Regions from separate parts of the Homo sapiens genome. Here all the other regions are linked to region 2. The links are chromatin loops, found by intact Hi-C in ENCODE. Cell type or tissue: A673. All regions are shown on one strand.

Region 1 (5,000 bases), 420 kb before region 2:
GCGGTGACAAAATAATTTGTACACCAAACCCCACAGCATATAATTTACCTATATAGCAAACCTGCGTATGTACCCCTGAACTTAAAATGAAAGGGTTTTTTTTTTTTTAAGTTATCTAGAAGATCTAGCTAAGATAGTTGATGAAGATTGCTATACTAACCAACAGATTTTCAGTGTGGAAGGAATAGCCTTCTAGTGGAAGATGATGCCATCCAGGATTATCATAGCTAGGAGTCAATGCCTGGCTTCGATGCTCCAAAGGACAGTCTGACACTCGTATTAGGGGCTAATGTGGCTGGTGATTTTAATTTGAAGCCAATGTTCATATACCATTCCAAAAATACTAGGGCTCTTAAGAATTATGCTATATCTACTCTGCCTGAGATCTGTAAATGAAACAACAAAGCTTGGATGACAGAATAGCTGTTTACAGCATGGTTTACTAAGTATACTAAGCCCGCTGTTGAAACCTACTGCTCAGGAACAAAAGGTTTCTTGCAAAAGATTACTGCTCATTGACAATGCACTCGGTCACCCAAGAGCTCTGATGGAGACTTACAAGGAGATTAATGTGTGTGTGTGTGTGTTTTCCTGATAAGAAGACATCCATTCTGAAGGCCATGGATCAAGGAGTAATTCCAATTTTCAAGTATTATTTAAGAAATATATTTTGTGAATCTGTAGGTGCCGTAGAGCATGATTTCTCTGATGGATCTGGACAAAGTTGTTGTTAGCTGGTTGTTATGTAGACTTGATGCTGTAGTTGCTTAATACTGTCTGTGGGCTCTTTGCTTAAGTGTGTTTTTGTGGCAGTAGATGTTCTTTTGATTCCATGTTTAGCACTCCCTTAATGACCTCTTGTAAGGCTGCTCTAGTGGTAACAAATTTTATTCATGTTTGCTTGCCTGAGTAGGCTTTTATTTCTCTTTCACTTGTGAAGCTTATTTTGGTGGAAGGTAAAATTCTTCACTGAAATGTGTGTGTGTGTGTGTGTGTATGCTAAAAATAGGTTCCCAATCTCTTTTGGCCTGTGAGGTTCTTACTGTGAGTATAGTCAGTTGGCTTCATTTCTCAATGAACTGCCACTCTAGTGGGGTTCCCTTTATACGTGACCTGACCCTTCTCTAACCCTTCTCTCTGTCTTTAAGATTTTTTTTTCTTTTGATGTTGGTGAATCTAATGACCATGTGTTTTGAGAATGGTTGTCTTAGATAGTATCTAGCTGGTGTTCTCAGTATTTCTTGTATTCGAATGTCAACCTCTCTAGCAAGATTAGAAACATTTTTGTGAACTATATCCTCAAATATATATTTTCCAAGTTGCTTACTCTCTCTCCTTCTTTCAGGGATGCCAATAAGCTGTAGGTTTTGTTTCTTTACATAATCTCATATTTCTCAGAGGTTTTGTTCACTTTTAAAAATTCTGTTTTTCTTAATTTTTATCTAATTAAATTGATTTGAAGAAACTGGTCTTTGAACTCAGATTTTTTTCTCACCTTGGTCTATGCTGCTGTTAACACTTCTGATTGTTAGGACATTCTTTTTTTTTTTTTTTTTTTGAGATGGAGTCTCCCTCTGTCACCCAGGCTGGCGTGCAGTGGCACAGTCTCGGCTCACTGCAAGCTCCGCCTCCCGGGTTCACGCCATTCTCCTGCCTCAGCCTCCCGAGGAGCTGGGACTACAGGCACCTGCCACCATACCTGGCTAATTTTTTCTATTTTTAGTAGAGACAGGGTTTCACCGTGTTAGCCAGGATGGTCTTGATCTCCTGACCTCGTGATCCGCCCACCTCAGCCTGCCGAAGTGAGGACACTCTTTTAGTGATTTCTTTCAGTTCCAGAAATTCACTTTGGTTCTTTTTCTTTGAGACGGAGTTTTTGCTCTTGTTGCCCAGGCTGGAGTGCAATGGCACAATCTCGGCTCACCACAACCTCCACCTCCCCAGTTCAAGTGATTCTCCTGCCTCAGCCTCCCCAGTAGCTGGGATTACAGGCATGCACCACCACTCTGGCTAATTTTGTATTTTTAGTAGAGACAGGGTTTCTTCATGTTGGTCAGGCTGGTCTTGAACTCCTGACCTTAGGTGACCCATCTGCCTCAGCCTCTCAAAGTGCTAGGATTACAGGCATGAGCCATGGTGCCAGGCCTTGGTTCTTTCTTAAAATGGCTATTTCATCTTTCAGATCTTGGATCATTTTGTTGAATTCCTTGTATTCCTTGGATTGAGTTTCAACTTTCTCCTGAGTCTTGATGAGTTTCTTTGCCATTCCAAGTTCTATGTCTGTCATTTCAGTCTAGTTAAGAACCATTGCTGGGGAGCGATTGGGCTCATTTGAAGGTAAGGGAACACTCTGGCTTTTTTAATTATCAGAGTTCTTGTGCTGGTTCTTTCTCATCTAGGAGGTCTGGTGTTTAAGTTGAGTATAGTCAGTTGGCTTCATTTCTCAATGCTTTCACAGGGCCAAGGCTCTGTACAGGATTTTTATTTGTCGCTGGATTCTTGCCTTTGCTTTCACAGGGGTGAATGTTAGCAGAATATTTTTTGATGTTGTAGTCTGGTCTGAGATCCAGTAGATGGCATGGAAGAGTAACAGCTGGTAGAAAAGCTCTTAGTCATGTGGCTCTTTATTTCCTTGCATTTGCAGGCATGCTTCTTAGTGGTGGGGGAAGAGACAACTTTCTCACCAGGTCTACTTCTGGGCCTTGGGGGAATCCCCCCATCACTGGTGTTACACACACATTCTTTTTTTAGGTGTTCCAGGCCACAAGCGCTCCTAAATAGGCCATATCCTTTTTGAACTGGCCCTGCAGAGGGAGGTATGCCCCATTCCCACACAGGTACACAAACCTGTGTGTCTCATCTTTCTCAGTGTTCTGAGGGTGGGCACTCCTCCCCGAATTCAGTGCCAGCCACAGATCTAGGCTTAGCACTCTCAAGCTGTGCACCACATCCCTTGGGCACTGGGACTGGCCTGCATTTTGAGTTGGGCTCCAGCTTCACTGGGGATCTGAACTGCTCCCCAGATGCTGGGAAAGTACTCAGGTGGAGCAAAGCACTGAGACTGGGCAGCAGAAGCTGTGCTGTGCACATGCTACTGCAGGTTAGCAAGGAAGGGGCCCTCAGAGGTTTGAGTGGGCCCTCCAGAACAGACATGCCCTAGTCCTGCAGGGAAGCTGGCCCTGCCTTCTCCTGGCCCAAAAGTCAGCTGGGGCTAATCCTTCTCAAAGGGAGATGGAGAACCCTGGGGGATGGGCACCTATAACCACACTTACGCAAGCTTCTCTGAGCACAAAAGCCCATGGGCTCCACGCCAGCTGAAACCCTGTCTCTCCCTACTCTCTGGGAAGATCCCTCTGCCTGCTCAAAAGTCCGTGGGAGATGTGAGGTGCCCTATAGATAGTATCCCAGAGATCCATGGCAAGAGCAGGCTGTGCCTCAGTAGTTTACCCACCTTTTTTTCCTGGAGCCAATTTGGGGCTGGGATCTAGCCCTAGCATTTGGGCACCCTGTGCAAGGTTCCCAGATTCCTCCCTCTTCAACTTGGGAGTCTATGTTACCTCTCCATCCACTCTCAGTGTTTTCTGTCAAAAGATCTGCTCAAATTATGTCTTTTAACTCCATATTTGGTCTCTCTCAGTGGGACGGGTGCTTCCTGGATGCATCTAGTTGGCCATCTTGTTCTCCCTCCCTTATTCATTCTTGCTGATGAAGAATTAACTTCCCCTCACTCTTTGCAGCACTGTAGGACTGAGGACTCTTTAGACCACAAAGGGCAACAGCTTGACTTAAATTTATGTAGCAAAACACAGACATGTGTGTAAACACACACACACACCCACAAAGGTTTTTGTCTACTTAACTAGAAAGTCAGAAAGTACCACAACTATATTCAAGAGTTTAAGTGCCCTCAAATACTTAAACTAACTCTTATTAACTACAAGAAGACTTCATATAGTAAAAGGAGTAGCTTTCAGGAAACCCTGATACTTATCTTTGGTGAAAACAGATATGCTTCCTTAAATTTCCATCCTCCACTTCTCCCATAATAATAGAATTTTTAACTATGCATATGGTTTTCCATGTAAGGGCTACTTTCCAAAGCCTCTCTTGCAGCTTAGAGTAACTGTGTAAGTAAACAATAGCCAATATGATCTGAGCAGTAGTAACATGTACATCTCCTATTTATGCCTTTGAAGGGATGGGGTGTATCCTCCTTTTGTTCTCTTCCTTCACACTAGCTGTCATGCAGACATATGGGAGAAGCTGGAACAATTATCTTAGACCATGAGACAGAAGCTGTATGTTTAACATTTCAGGGTAACACGACAAAAAGAGCTTGAGCTCTTAATGACTTGGTTGAGGAGAGCTACCATGCAGCTCAGACTTTTACATGACACATTAATGAGCTTCTATCTTATTTAAGCTAATGCTAACTTGAGGTCTTTGTCACATCAGCTGAATCATAGTCTAACAAATGCCATACCCTTTAAACATTATTATCCAAAAGGGCAAGAATCTTCTCCTAGCTCCAACATAAAGATTCTTAGAGAACCCTGATGGCCTGCGTTTGGTCACTTGCTTACCTTTGAATCAATCAACAATAGCAAGGGAGTTAAAAAAATTATTGTCTAGATCACACACCCATTCCTGTTACCAAATGAGTGCAATATTATGATCGGTAGTCCCAATAGAGTCATATTGAATGGGCGAGCTGCCATTTCTAAAAAGAAGGATGGTGCTAAATAGTGAAAAATGAGAGATGTTTCCCTGGAGATTAGAAAACACAAGTGAGAAACTTTAATAGTAAAATATATGTTTATATATTTAAAAACACATGAGGAAAAACAACAATAAATAAAGCTTCTCTAATTAGTAGTGTCTGTCTCTCAACTACCATTACCAAAATCAAGAATAAAACAAGTCTTAAAATCTAGAACATCTCAGTATAATAACTGATGCTTTTCCTCAGAAATTGTCTTTCTCATTATCCTAGAGACTTG
Region 2 (5,000 bases):
TTTGGAATGGAAATCGTTACTCAATGCTTGTATTTCTATTGTATCTTGGAAATAACTTGTTTTTTACTTTGCAGACTCATAGGTGAAAGGGACTTGTCTTGTCTCAGATGAGACTTTGGACTTTTGAATTAATGCTGGAACAAGTTAAGATTTTGGGAAGTGTTGGGAAGACATAACTGTATTCTGCAATGTGAGAAGGTCATGTGATTTAGGGGGTCAGGGCAGAATGATATGGTTTGGAGCTGTGTCCCCACCAAATCTCATGCAAATTGTGGTTCCCAGCATTAGAGGTGGGGTCTGAGTAAGGGGTGATTGTATCGTGGGGGCAGTTTCTCATGAATAGTTTAGCACCATCCCCTATGGTACTGCCCTCATGATAGCGAGTGCATTCTCATAGGATTTGGTCATTTAAAAGTATGTGGCACCTCCCCCCTTGCTCTTTCTTGCTCCTGCCATGTAAGACACCTGCTCCTGCTTTGCCTTCCACCATGAATAAAAGCTCTCTGAGGCCTCCCCAGAAGCAGATGCTATGCTTCCTGTACAGCCTGCAGAATTGTGAGCCAATTAAACCTCTTTTCTTTATAAGTTAGTCAATCTCAGGTATTCCTTTAAGTAATGCAAGAATAGACTAATACACCAGAATAGAAAAAAAAAAAAGCTTTACAAATAATTCTATGTTGAGTATTTAATTGAACAAACAAAAAAGTAAAAAAAAGAACAACCACAAATATTACCTAATCTCTCCAGAATGGTAGAGAATCCATCCAGATACACAAGAGATATCAAGTAAATATATGTTCTGCCATAAATATTATAACCACACTCTACAAGTTGCATCAATTCAGAATCTGAGCTTATCAGTAGGTACAATTTTAGAACCAATAAAAGTCAGGAATTTAGTTTCCCTTTTCTTTGTATTGCTATAAAAACAATTTATCACAAAATGACATCATTAAAGAACCCCACTGAGTGAAAAACAGTTGTTCTCACTGGTTTTCACAGAGCTGTTGGAATGTTTATCAAGTCAAAATCTACCATCCAATCTTTCATCCACCTGAAATATGAAGTTAGAAATGTAACAAGACAAAACATTTTAATAATTACACAGCTTTTTTTTATGTTGACTTGCTCCAGAGTTAACTCCTTTGTGTCCTCTTTTTAAATTATACATACATTTCCATTGGAAATTGTATCCATCTAGTAGCTGAAACAATCATCTAAATGTTGACTAATTACAGACCTATTTCCAGAATCACATATTTAATGCCTACTAGACAACTACAAATATTCTAGGGCGGGGGGTCAGGAAACAGGAGAAAAGAGTGAACATTCATTGAGCATTTCTGTTTTGTTATTTGTTTTTTGTTTTTTTTTTGAGACAGAGTCTCACTCTGTCGCCCAGGCTGGAGTGCAGTGACGCAATCTCAGCTCACTGCAAGCTCCACCTCCCAGGTTCATGCCATTCTCCTGCCTCCGCCTCCCGAGTAGCTGGGACTACAGGCACCTGCCACCATGCCTGGCTAATTTTTTGTATTTTTAGTAGAGACGGGGTTTCACCATGTTAGCCAGGATGGTCTTGATCTCCTGACCTCGTGATCCGCCCGCCTCAGCCTCCCAAAGTGCTGGGATTACAGGCTTGAGCCACCGTGCCTGGCCTCATTGAGCATTTCTAGAGCTCCAAACACCTCAGACTTAGTTCACCATCATTTATCAACCACACATAATGCCTCCTTTTACAGATACCTACTTTATGCCTTGGATGGCATAATGCCACCCCACCACTGACACCAGAATCTGAAGAATCACCCTGTACTCCTCACTCTTACTTGACCACATACTCAACTAGTTATGAGACATTTGAGATTCTGCCTCAAAAGTATTTGTGAATATATCCTTTTTCTATATCCTTACTTCCAGTACCATAGTTGTGGCTGTTACTAGTTTTCACATGGATTTATGTAGTAACCTCTCAGCTCTCTCCCCTCCTCTTAGCTTGGTTTCAGCAGGCAGAGCTATTCAAAAACTCAAATATAATCATACCCTGCTCTTGCTTAAAATCTTTTGATGACTATTATCCTTGCAAAAGGTTTAAACTAATTTCCTGCCAGTTCCCTGTCAACACCTGTCACAGCATCAGTACTAACCCACACACATTTCCCAAGTGTGCAGCACCCAGAAAACAGTGCTCTGTGTGTCTTTTGCATGCACAGTTTAATTGTTTTAAATTGACAGATAATGTTGTACATTTTTTATCATGTACAACATGATATTTTGGAGTATATATACACTGTGGAATGGTTAACTAGCTCATTAACAAACGTATTACCTCACATAGTTATCATTTTTGTGGTGAAAGCACAGAAAATCCACTCTTTTTATATTTTTCAAGAGTATAAAAGATCATCATTAACTATAGTCACCTTGCTGTAGAGTAGATCTCTTGACATTTATTCCTATCTAACTGTAATTACGTATGCTTGTTTTATGGCTCCAGAAAACTCTGTCCTCTCCTCACCTTTTCAAGAGCCCCTTCTCAGTGCCAGTGTAGACCTAATATGCTGTGTTCTTCTCCTCAAGGTTGTCTTTTCTGGCCTTTTACTTTGTGAACTCCTTGAATCAGACTCCGTCTTCCACCCCTTTGTCCTTGGCATCTAGCACAGTGTCTGCAACTCAATAGGCTTAGAAGAATATGTTCGAACAAATAATAGTGCCCAAAATTCCTTTACCTATCTCTAACAAGCCTGTTATGTAAGGAACCATGACACATTTGAGAAGTAACAAGGTGCTTGGGGCAAAGTATCACCTGGGATGCAAGTACATGCTGTGTTCCTTATTGAAGCTTTGCCAGGCACTGGTTAATGCATGGATAAAAAATTTTTCCTCATCTCTTCTGCAAGCATATCTTTAATTAAAAGACTAACCTGATTAACCAAAATAGATGAGTTTTACATGTAAGCAAAGGGTGCCTTTTTGGTGAGAATGACTAAAGGAGACTTTTTAAAATAACACAAATTTTGAAGGTAATCATACAGAAGACAGTGGCAAAACTCAAAGTACAAACGGGTATTTCATTCTCTAGACCACACTGCCTCCCTGTGGGAGGTTTTTTGGGCAAGGATGTACCTAAAGGAAAGTAAATCCAGTTTTGCACAATTGTAAAGTAGTGGTAGCTAGAGTTTATATAATTTTATACCAGAAGTCCACTCCCAAATATTGGGTTATAAATTGTGCTAGTTGAGTGATTTATTTTCTGAAAGACTTATGCCCATATTTTTGGATTTGGAATAGAAACATTTGTGTTCTTTTAAAAATAAGTAGTCCTGGGAATGATTTTTCCAAATGCCAAGACCAAAAAATGACATAACCACAATCTAATTATTTTGTTTTTACTACTTTGAATAATTATACTTTAAAGGTCTTAATAATTTGATTTACTTATGAGAAATATAAGACCCTAAGATCCCTAAAAATCAAGAATGGCAAAATGAAGATCTATTTGCTGTGTACCCACCACAACATTTTTTACTTAGTTTTTATATTATTTAATGACATATATCAAAAAATCAATATAGTCATTGAAATTAATGACTGCTCCCAGCCTATAGATTCCTCCTGAAGTAGAGCGTACACAAACCAAAAATATCAGATGCACTTCTGAAAGTTAAAATGATATAGTCAGTTTAAAAACATTTCAAGAATCATTTTTCATTTACCTTACAGAAAGTAATTTGTAGAATGCTACCTTTAGGCCAGGCATGGTGGCTCATGTAATCCCAGCACTTTGGGAGGCCGAGGCAGGCAGATCACGTGGTCAGGAGTTAGAGACCAGTCTGGCCAACATAGTGAAACCCCATCTCTACTAAAAATACAAAAAATTAGCCAGGTGTGGTGGTGTGTGCCTGTAATCCCAGCTACTCTGGAGGCTGAGACAGGAGAATTGTGTGAACCCAGGAGATTGGAGGTTGGAGGTTGCAGTGAGCCGAGATCGCACCATTGCACTCCAGCCTGGATGACAGTGCTAGACTCCGTCTCAAAAAAAAAAAAAAAAAAATGCTACCTTTGAAAAGAAAATGAATGTATATTTTAAGCATGATATACATTTTTTTCATGATTTCGGGATTAATTTCTTTAAATTTGCCCCAAGTTTCTAATAGTATGTAGCATTATTCAAAGGCAGAAAATGGACTTAGTTGTCTGTTTCTACAAAAGGCTTTGAGCAATTTCCAGAAATGAAATAATTGCTCATGATCTACCTTAATGCATATATTTGAAGACCCTGCTTTTAAATTTCCGGAATCTCAGAAGTATTCAAATTCATTACTTGTCTATTTCCTGACCAGTTCCCTTTGAAGTCGTTCTGGAGTCCATGCTATTATTTGAAATGCCTGGCCGTCGGTAAATAGTTGCTATTTCCTTGATGTCAGTGAAGCTGCTTTCTTTTCTGTGACCTTTACCTACGGTACCTCTTGCAGAGGCCACATATGTATTTACATGTCTGTGCGCTCTGGTCCATACATATGGTCCTTGTTAGATGCTTTTACTGCTTTACCTCAATAAGAAAGGAAGTATATTCACGATATTGACTCTTCACTGAATCTACATTTCTGTTTTCTCCAAGGGTCAAGTTGTCTTATTTACTACACACATACAAATAAAAGCTTAAGCAACTTTATTTTTAATAATGGACAATGAAAGTACACATGCCATCCATATGACAAGGACATGATTTCTGTCTTTCTGTACTGGTATTATTATATACTTCAGAGTTTAACAAAGACGATAGTGTGTGTAATGTTTTTCTTATGAGCAGAGACATGAATTTGGGACATAGCAAGAGAAAGGTAGCCTAAGGGAAAGATTAGAGGAAAAGAGAAGAGCTGAGGGATATGCCTGGCTCCCTCTCAAAGGAAGAAGCACACACCTTCATGTCACAAATTTAGGCCAAAGGGGAAAAATAGATTGTCATAAAGGGAAACGGGAAACAGGATGTAAAGCAAGAA
Region 3 (5,000 bases), 220 kb after region 2:
GGGCACTGGAAGAGAGACTGCCCCAAGTTAACTCAGAAGGAACCCAGGTCACTTATGGCTGTCAAGCCCAAAAATGAATCCGAGGAAGATTGAGGGTGCCCAAGACTCCCAGCAGCTCCAACTCTAACTGACATCAAAATTTCCCCAAAGGAGCCTTGGTTAAAGTTGATACTGGTGCTAGTTATTCAGTAGTTAATACACCAATAACTGAGCTTTCTGATACTTTCTGTCAGTATAGTCAGCGTAAGTGGGCAATTGAAATCAGAACAGTTCCTGCAACCCCTTTCATGTAAAGTGGGCAACAATTTGATAATTCACCAATTCGTTTATGTGCCAGACTGCCTGATACCTTTACTTAGCAGAGATTTACTATGCAAGTTAGAGACTCAGATCATCTTCCACCCAAGAGAAACGTCAGCTGTGTCTTCAAATGCCTCCAGAGCATGGACTGCAGCTGCAAGCACTGCTGGTGAGCACTGAGGCCCCACACCCTGAGGTAGAGGCAATTCCTCAAGAAGTCTTTGACAAGGTGAAGCCAGAGGTCTGGGCATGAGACCAACCTGAGAGGGAAATTAATGTGAGTCCAATAAAAAACAAACTGAAGGAAGGGCCCCAACCTATCCGGAAAAAAGCAATACCCCTTAAAGAAGGAAGTCTTGGAAGTTATCCAGCCAGCATTAATCTGGTTTTTGCAATATGGCTTAATAAGACCTTGTCAGTCCTCATACGATACTCCTTTCCTGCCATTAAAGAAGCCTCATTCCCATAAGTATAGGTTTGTGCAAGATCACAGAGCTATTAATGATACTGTGGAAGACATTCACCCCATCGTGGCTAACCCATACACTATGTTTGCTTCACTACCTAAGGATCACGAATGGTTTACAGTGCTAGACTTAAAGGATGCCTTCTTTTGCATACCAGTAGAAATAGAAAGCCAACTATTGTTTGCTTTCGAGTGGACAGACCCTGAGACAGCTGCACAGTTTCAATATTGCTGGACTGTGCTCCCTCAAGGGTTTAAAAACTCCCCAAGTATATTTGGAGAGGCTTTGATTCAAGACTTGAGAGGCTTACAATTAGAAAATGGGGTGCTACTTCAATATGTGGATGATTTATTAATTTCCAGCACCTCAAAACAAGAATGTCAAGAAAACACTGTAAAGACCCTAAACCACTTGGCAGCTTGTGAGTATAAAGTTTCAAGTAAGAAGGCCCAAATATGTAAGCAAACTATAGAATACTTAGGGTTTTTGTTACAAGAGCAGCTAGAGCCCTGACGGTGGAAAGGCTAAGTGCAATTGCCTCCATCGTGATGCCCACAACCAGGAAGCAACTAAAGGGCTTCCTAGGAATGGCAGGATTTTGTAAAATCTGGAGTCCCAATTATGGGTTAATAGTAAAGCAGCTATATCTAAAAGGAGCAGACCATGGGAAATCGAACACCAAATCACATTTGAGCAACTAAAGCATAAATTAATATCTGCTCTGGCTCCAGGACTGCCAAACCCACACAAACTTTTCCAACCTTATATGCATGAAAGACTAGGTCTAGCACTCTGGGTCTTAACACAAAAACTGGGAGAAATACTACAGCCTGTGGCCTATTTTTCAAAGCAGCTCCATACTGTGGCTAGGGGCTGGCCCCCTTGTCTTAGGGCAGTAGCCACGACCTGCTTGTTGCTCAAGGAAGCTGAGAAGCTGACTCTAGGTCAGCCCACCATGATTTCTGTGCCACACTAAGTCTTGGCGTTGTTAGAACAAAAGGTGGCTATTGGCTAACAGCGGGCAGATTGGGCCAATATCAGGCTATCCTGCTCGATGACCCTGCAGTGAAACTGCAGACCACTGGAACCTTAAACCCCACCACTTTGCTGCCACCTACTGGGGAATCAGAGGAACTAATACATGACTGCCCAGAAGTTATTGATCAAGTGTTTTCTAGTCCCCTAGATTTGAAGGACACAGCCCTCTCATGTGCAAACTGGACATTGTTCGCAAACAGGAAAAGTTTAGTCATTAATGGAAGAAGGAACGCTGCCTATGCTGTAGTGAGTCTCAGAGGGAATAGAGGCAAGAACTCTCCCAACAGGGACTTCTGCACAGAAAGCTCAGTCAATCGCCCTTACCAGAGCCTTGCAACTGTCCCAAAGTAAGAGTGCCAACATCTACACTGATTCCAAATATGCCTTCATAATAGTCCATGCACAGGGTGCTATCTGGAAAGAAAGGGGCCTACTGAAGGCTGACAATACTGAAATCAAATACGCAAAGCAAGTGTTAGAGCTACCAGAGGCAATAAAGGCCCCAAGAGAAATAGCTGTTATGCGTTGCCCAGGCCATCAGTGCAACAATTCTGAAGTAGCTAGGGGAAATGCTTTCTTAGATTGCACAGCCAGGCACCTAGCCAGCTCCAATGTTGAACTCCGGGTTCCTTTAATTCCCCAAATAGATTTGGCAGCCTTCAAACCTAGGTACAGTCTTGAGGACGAAAAGGCTACCAAGGACAAAGGGTTTATTCAGGATGAAAAATGACTGGAAATTGAATGACAAAGGCCTAATCTGGGTGTCAGAGATAAAATTTCTTTTATCCTATTCTTTCTGTTTACACCTAGTATTGTTTCTGCATCCACTGCTAACCTCCTTCTACAATGGGCACAGGACTATGCAGACAGCCTCCAGCATGATTCCTGTTAGGTCTGTGGCCTGTTACCCCTTTCTAGCACCACCGTGGTGGGTCTCACCTATGCAAGGGAAAGATTGGAGACATTTACAAGTCTTCCTGGATTTAAAACACTGGACCGGCTCACAAATGATGGGAGTGACTAAGGCAAATGTGTCAGAATGGCTGCACAACTTTCAATGACCCAGGACATGGGTCTTTCCTTCACCCAATACTAAAATATATTCATGATGGCACAACTTTTGGGCAAGATGCCTCATTAACTTTCATATAGAAGTATACGAAAAGGAATGAGGGCCCATTTAGAAAGTATAATCCTACGATGCCACTTTTGCACTAAAAATGAGCCCAACAACCATAATACAGGACAGCCTGGACAGCAAGGGAGAGGGAAACAACCACTAGAGAATTGGCAAATTGACTTTACTCAAATGCTACCTGCCCCAGGAGGGTACAAATATCTCCTAGTTCTGGTGGACACCTTCTCAGGCTGGGTAGAGGCATACCCATGCTGCTCTGAGTGGGCAATGGAGGTAGTTAAGGTACTGCTAAAGGAAATCATTCCTCGATATGGGTTTCCTGACATTATCCAGAGTGACAATGGACCTTCATTCACATAGGAAATCGCCCAACAAGTAAGAAAAGTGCTAGGGATAAAATGGAAGCTACACACAGCCTGGAGGCCTCAGTCCTCCAGACAAACTGAAAGAATAAATCATACCTTAAAAACAACCCTCGCCAAGCTATGTCAGGAAACACGGCTAAAGTGGCTTCAGTTGCTTGGGATTCCTCTGCTCCAGGTAAGAATAGCTCCCAGAAGTGGGATCAAATGAAGTCCCTGTGAAATCATTTTCAGGAGGCCTTTTGTAGCCAACTTGTCCCAGGTGGCTAGAATGTCTCCAGACAAGGAACTAGCTATTAAAACTTATGCCACTCACTTGGAACAAACTCTTAATCCCTTGCATAAATTTTCTTCTAACAGAAACGTCATAGACTCCGTGGAAGCCCACCACCCGTTCCAGTCTGGAGATCAAGTGCTGCAGAAAGAATGGAAGGAAGCTGGTCCTGCCCAACAACTACAAGAGAAATAGAAAGAGCCCTATGATGGGCTGTTGACTACCGACTCAGCACTGAAACTAGCAGGCATCAAACCTTGGGTTCATCATATGTGGGTAAAGAAATTCCAGTCGCCCAAGAACTCCACCACAGAAACACCTGTAGCCACTCAATGGGAGGCAGAGCCCCTAGAGGACCTAAAGTTTCTATTCAGAAAACGATAAGAATTTCTTTTATCCTATTCTTTCTCTTTATACCTAATATTGTTTCCGCACACACTGCTAACCTCTTTCTACAATGGGCACAGGACTATGCAGACAGCCTCCAGCAGGATTCCTGTTGGGTCTGTGGCCTGTTACCCCTTTCTAGCACCACAGTTTACTGTGGTGGGTCTCACCTATGCAAGGGAAATATTAGAGACATTTACAAGTCTTCCCGGATTTAAAACACTGGACTGGGTCACAAATGATGGGAGTGACTAGGGCAAATGTGTCAGAATGGCCCATAAACAACTTTAAATGACCCTTTAAATGACATGAAAAGCCATTCTTGATTAACATAACAAGAGACGAAGTTATAGCACTAGCTACTCCCTTGTTAGAACCAAAAGTGCCCATCCAAACTTTTAAACCCCAAAATGTTTGATACCAGAGTGGCTTTCTCCAAATTTGGGTTGGGCTCATATGGTTAACCACCTCTACTGGGCACTTGAGTCAACTAGCCCCCTTGTGTTGGGAACAATGAAACCACTCCCTTGACCACTGACCCAATGCCACATGGGTTATGGGATGGATTCTCCCAGATCGGTGCCAACATATTATAGCACTCCAGCAAAGGGATGTATTTGCCACAGATTGGTCTCAACGGCCCGGCCTAAAGATTGGGAGCAATGGCCCAGTATGCTCCCAACAGGACTCAATGGCTTTGTGGCACCAATTTGTGGCTGTGGCTCCCTGTGGGCTGGCTAGGACGCTGGACTCTAGGCCTCCCATAGCACAAGGTTGCTGGGTAAAAAAAAAAAAAAAAAAAAAAATCCAGCCTGTTGTCCACATATGATTAATAGGTGGACTAGGTCAGTCTTTCATTAGTATGATCATCTAGCTGCAATATTCATGCCCTCAGTAGGGCTAGGAACTGTCATATGGCACATAGAAGCCCTAGCTAACTTTACCAAAAGGGCTCTGAATGACAGCCTCCAGAGCATCTCTCTAATAAATACTGAAATGTGTCACATGCGGAAGGCTATTCTATAAAACCGAAT
Region 4 (5,000 bases), 340 kb before region 2:
TACATGCAAAAACATGGGTGAATCTCAAAAAAATAAGCCAGATCCAAAAGGCAACACAGTATGTGATTATATTTACATGACATAGAAAAGTCAAAACTATATTCAGGAATTCAATTGGTAGTTGCTAGGGGACAGGTGTAGAAGAAGGAAACTGACTACAAAGGAGAACAAGGAAACTTTTAGGGGTGAGGAAAATATTCAATTTTTTATTGTGGTAGCAAACAGAGTATACATGACTGAATACATTTATCAAAACCCATCAAACTGTACACTTTAAACTGTGAATTTTACTGTATGTAAAGTATACTTCAACAAACCTGACTTCAGTTCGGAAACCAAAAAGAGAATATGAAAAATTGAAAAGAGTAACAAGAAGCCTAGGAATAACCCCCACAGCCCTAAACCACTCCAGAAAGGCAGATTGGGTAGCATTAGTCCTGAGAGGGTTACTGACTCATTCAACATTCACGTGCCATTTAATCTGTAGTTGTTGGTCATATACAAATGCATGGCCCAATCTCTCAAGAAGCTCAGTGCCTAGTGGAGTAGAATCGCTATATCAGTGCACCCAGAATTCTACAGAAGTGTAAAGTATGATAACAAAAATAACATGCTTGTCTAACATTTCACCTTCCAAAGCTTCCCTCCCCATATTTTGGATGAGGAAAAATCACTGCAATTTAATATTCAAAGATGCTATGGACTGAACTGTGTCCCCCTCAAATTCATATGCTGAAGCCCTTACCTCCAATGTGATGGTATTTGGAAACGGGTCCTTGGGAGGTAAAGTTCAGATGAGGTCATGAAGGAGAGACTGTCATGATGAAATTATGTGTCCCTATTAGAAGGTGTCCCTATTAGAAGTTGTCCCTATTAGAAGGGACACCAGATAGTTTGTTTCCTCTGTTTCTCTCTTCACCATGTGAGCACACAGCAAGAAGAAACCTCAGAATGAAAGCTACCTTGCTGGTACCTTGATCTTAAACTTTCCAGCCTCCAGAGCTGTGAGAAATAAATTTCTGTTGGTTAAGCTACCCAATCTATGCTACAAGGGCCCTCAGCTTTCAGAGTTTCAGTTAACAGTAAGGAGACTTGGAGAGGCACTATAATGATCAAACACCCTAACTCAATGCCAGATCTTCTGTAACTAACACTAAACTACACTAACAAATATATTGGAGTCAGGTCACTTTCTCATTAGAATAGCAGGTTAAAATAGTAAAAATTATAAGTCATGAAATCCTGAACATATTTGATGCAAAGATGTCTGGAAGGGGAAAGAGAGTTGGTAAGAGGGAAGGGAAGAGGGCAGCAACTTTACTATGAATACCACATAAGGCAACCTAACACTTAGGGAAAAAAACATGGGCTTTGGAGAAGAGCCGACGTAGATTCAAATCCTAGCCCTTTCCCTCATAAGCTGTGTGTGATCTTGAGCAAGTTATTTAAACTCTGAAGCTGAGTCTCCTCATCAGTAAAATGGAGATAATAAGCAATTCCTACTTCAGGGGTTGCCGTGAGCATTAAATGAGATACTATATACAAGAAATACTTTACATACAGTAGGTGTTCAACAAATGTTAACAGCCTTACCTCTATAGTGAAGGCTGAACCAAGGCTGAACTTAGAAAGCCAGCTCACTGAAGTACAACTAAACAGCCAAGTGAGCTCTATCAAATAAATATAAACTGGAATCCATTTCTCAGCAGGACCTCATTCAGATAATATTTAAAATAAGTGAATTATTGAAGCTTAAAATCAAAACACAGTCCCTGTCATATTATGTGCAAATAATAAATATTTGTAGTAAAAAGAACTATAGCTAAATGATTTGATTTAAGAGGACTAATGCCTGATGATAGAATGAGAAGCCTCTGTACCAGAAAAGTGAAGAAATGTTTTAAGTTAGGTAAGAATAGAAGAACCTTATCAAAGTACCTCAAATACCACCACCTTATTCTCTACCTTTACTCACCCTACTTATTGATTGATGCCGATTATAACATTTTGAAAAAGGAGAAAGTGGGAAAACCTAAAGACCACTGAGATATTCTATAGAGCAAAAACTTGTTAATTTCTGAAACAGTTGATCTATATAACCAGGAATGGAAATAATACTAAATAATACTTGAAAATATAATTATCATTTTGAATTATTCCTAATAGAGCCTGCATAGAATACACAATCCATAATGACCCAGAGTCCATTAGTCTCAACTAACAGCACAAAGAAATTTCAAATACTCTTTTAACGCTGGTCTTCAGGAGTCCAAAGGCCGTTGTATTAGATTCACTCTGTGAATGGTAAGCACTGACCTCTAGTGGCAAGCATGATTAATCACAGCTCTGTCCTTCAGTGACCCCAGGGAAAACACCCACACCAAGGTAGAGGCTTCCTTACGGAATACAGTTTTGGAGGCTGGCAATGTCAAATGAGATCAAATTTATACCTCTTTAAAAAAAAACCATGAGCACTTCTCCTACCTCCTGATGGAAATCCCAAAGGGGTGATGTGTTGAGTTTGATAGAAATACTCTAAGAAACTGAGAATAAAGACTCTGGCCTTTCTAATATTTAGAATTTGGATGTATGACCTCATGAGCCCACCACACAGACATGAAAAGCAGTGGAGACTCAATGATCATACATATGCCTCTGTTTACTCCTTTATAATATTCCATGAGGAGCTTCTAAAGACACTGGTCAATTAAAAACAGGGCTAGAAACTCCTCTATGCAGAAAAATGATTGACTTTTGGGAAAGTACAGAAAAAACAAAAGACAGTATCCACCCTCAAGTACATCAGAAATTAATAGAGCAGAGAGGATGCAAGTTAATTTGTTTTTCTACCTCTGTAGAAGAATCAAACACTCAAGCAATGGCAAATTTAAAAATACGGGGAAGGAGACAAAAAGCAGAAGAGATACATCAAGTGACTATAAATTTATGGGTTTTAATTTTCTTAAAAAAAGGGGGTAGAAGTGATCTTAAAGATAAATTATGTATTCCAATTCTATCATTTATAAAGAGAGGGATTGAGGTCCCAAATCAAAAAGCAGAAAACCGAAATTCAAAACCCCACATCAGACCACATGACCTACCTTTAAGAACTAAACTTTTGTTCAATTTGGACTTTGAAAGAAATCTGGAATATAAAATAGATTATTTGAAAGGAAACTTTTTCTCCTCTAGCTACACTTGGAGATAAGCTCAATGAATGAAATACGCATTTACCATTGCCTAATGCAAATGGATAAAGAATGAAGGTGATACTGGATAATTTGGTATGCTTTTATTTCATCTTGTACGTTAAGTTCAATTTTATACCTCCAAAATGATTCCAAATATATCTCATTTAAGGTACAATATTCTGTCTTTCATTTTTCTTTTGCATATAAATATCAGCCAAATTCAAATTACTTCTAGTAGATATTTCCCCTTCTCTTTTTCTTTCCCTCATTAACAACATTTGCTTCTCTGTTTTCACTCCAGGCAGCAAAGCTGAATAGATTGTTTAATACTATTTTCCTAGAACATCTAAAAGTAAGAAAGAAGAGAGTAGAAATCTGTGGAAAAATCTTTTCTTCAAGATTTCCATGTAGGGGTTTCAGATTGTTTGGATGAGTTTCAAATAAACATCCCTCTTCTTAGTGTAGTTTGATGCATATTTTTAGCCTCCAGAGGGGAACACTGATCTGCTAAAATTGTCATATTTCAGCTAAATTATAATTTGCTAATCCCTTAAGGCTACCGGACAGGCTCCATGTCTATTCAGACAGGCTTTAATATAAATAATGTTTTAAACAAAGTTGATAAAAGTTTATTTTGGGAAAAGTAAAATGGCATAGAGTAGAGGTATGACTCATCCAATACTCCCCTTCTACTTCATGATGTAGGAATAAAATACATTATACTATGTAATAAACTCTGTTGTTAAACATATATTTAGGGGCTAAATTCAGGGATAATTTATTATGAGTAATAAAAGGTTACCATATAGACACAAAAGAACTTTTATTTTTAAAGATATAGAAAATTGTGAATACAACTCTCTCTATATAACACACACTATTATAAATGCATAATAAAAAACCCTACTGAACATAATTTATTCATTTTTGATGACTGATTCGGATTTTGCCATGTTTCAGTATTACTCTGTGAATATCAATTACCATTGGACATGGACTCAAATGTTGGTTTAAACAGGTATTATTAACATAATATTAGACAAATAACCATCAGACTTGATAAGTTTAGCTCCCACTGGGAAGAGAGTTTTACTTGTGATTCTATCACTCAAAGTAGCACAGGATGAAGCAGGATGTTAAACTTGGCTTTGCAAGAGAGCCTAAAACCACACAGCAACTTCTGCACAAAAACTTTGTGAATGAAATGTTCACATTTTTTACTATGAGAATTTTCCTTGTTTTGACACTCATTTCACTTCTAGAAATCTCCCCTAAGAACATTATCCTGCAAACAAATATGTATGAAGATAATCATTTCAACATTATTTAAAATGCCAAAATAATTGGATGAAGCTAAATGTTCAACATGAGGAACCGTTAAATTCAATAGTGTATAGTTGTATGATGAACTCTTCTATGCCATTACAGATTATGTTCCATGAAGTTTAAAAAACATGAGAAAAGACTCATATCAAACCGCAATGAGATACCATCTCACACCAGTCAGAATGACTATGATTAAAAATACAAAAAATAACAGACGTTGGCAAGGTTGCACAGAAAAGGGAATGCTTATATATCATTGGTGGGAAAGTAAATTAACTCAGCCATAGTGGAAAGCAGTTTGGAGGTTTCTCAAAGAACTTAAAACAGAACTATTATTCAACCCAGCAATCTCATTACTGGGTATATTCCTAAAGGATAAATTGTTCTACCAAAAAGACACAGGCACTTGTATGTTCATCACAGCACTATTCACAACAGCAAAGTCATGGAGTCAACCTAGATGCCCATCAATGGTGGATTGGA

Evidence for each region. Peaks named below come from ENCODE experiments on the same cell type or tissue, not always from the same donor. Only the 100,000 strongest peaks of a DNase experiment are listed, where the experiment ranks them.
Region 1: a loop joins it to region 2, with 9 times the contacts of the local background. A loop is called at or near these places in 5 of 110 quality-filtered maps.
Region 3: it touches region 2 in a loop (3-fold over the local background); 3 of 110 quality-filtered maps call a loop at or near these places.
Region 4: it touches region 2 in a loop (5-fold over the local background); 10 of 110 quality-filtered maps call a loop at or near these places.

The regions. Positions count from the first base shown.
Region 1 is chr4:107,091,903-107,096,902 of GRCh38, forward strand. No RefSeq gene overlaps it. Among named protein-coding and RNA genes, the nearest start is that of DKK2, 58 kb to the left of the region's middle. In A673, a CTCF peak has its summit at 2,561 (motif pointing right); DNase peaks (open chromatin) are centred at 2,589 and 3,269; H3K27ac peaks cover 1,390 bases.
Region 2 is chr4:107,516,149-107,521,148 of GRCh38, forward strand. No RefSeq gene overlaps it. Among named protein-coding and RNA genes, the nearest start is that of PAPSS1, 200 kb to the right of the region's middle. In A673, a CTCF peak has its summit at 3,117; a DNase peak (open chromatin) is centred at 3,093; H3K27ac peaks cover 1,504 bases.
Region 3 is chr4:107,735,306-107,740,305 of GRCh38, forward strand. No RefSeq gene overlaps it. Among named protein-coding and RNA genes, the nearest start is that of PAPSS1, 18 kb to the left of the region's middle. In A673, a CTCF peak has its summit at 1,905 (motif pointing left); a DNase peak (open chromatin) is centred at 1,856.
Region 4 is chr4:107,181,037-107,186,036 of GRCh38, forward strand. No RefSeq gene overlaps it. Among named protein-coding and RNA genes, the nearest start is that of DKK2, 150 kb to the left of the region's middle. RefSeq lists a silencer at 2,096-2,390. In A673, a CTCF peak has its summit at 2,320 (motif pointing left); a DNase peak (open chromatin) is centred at 2,315; H3K27ac peaks cover 927 bases.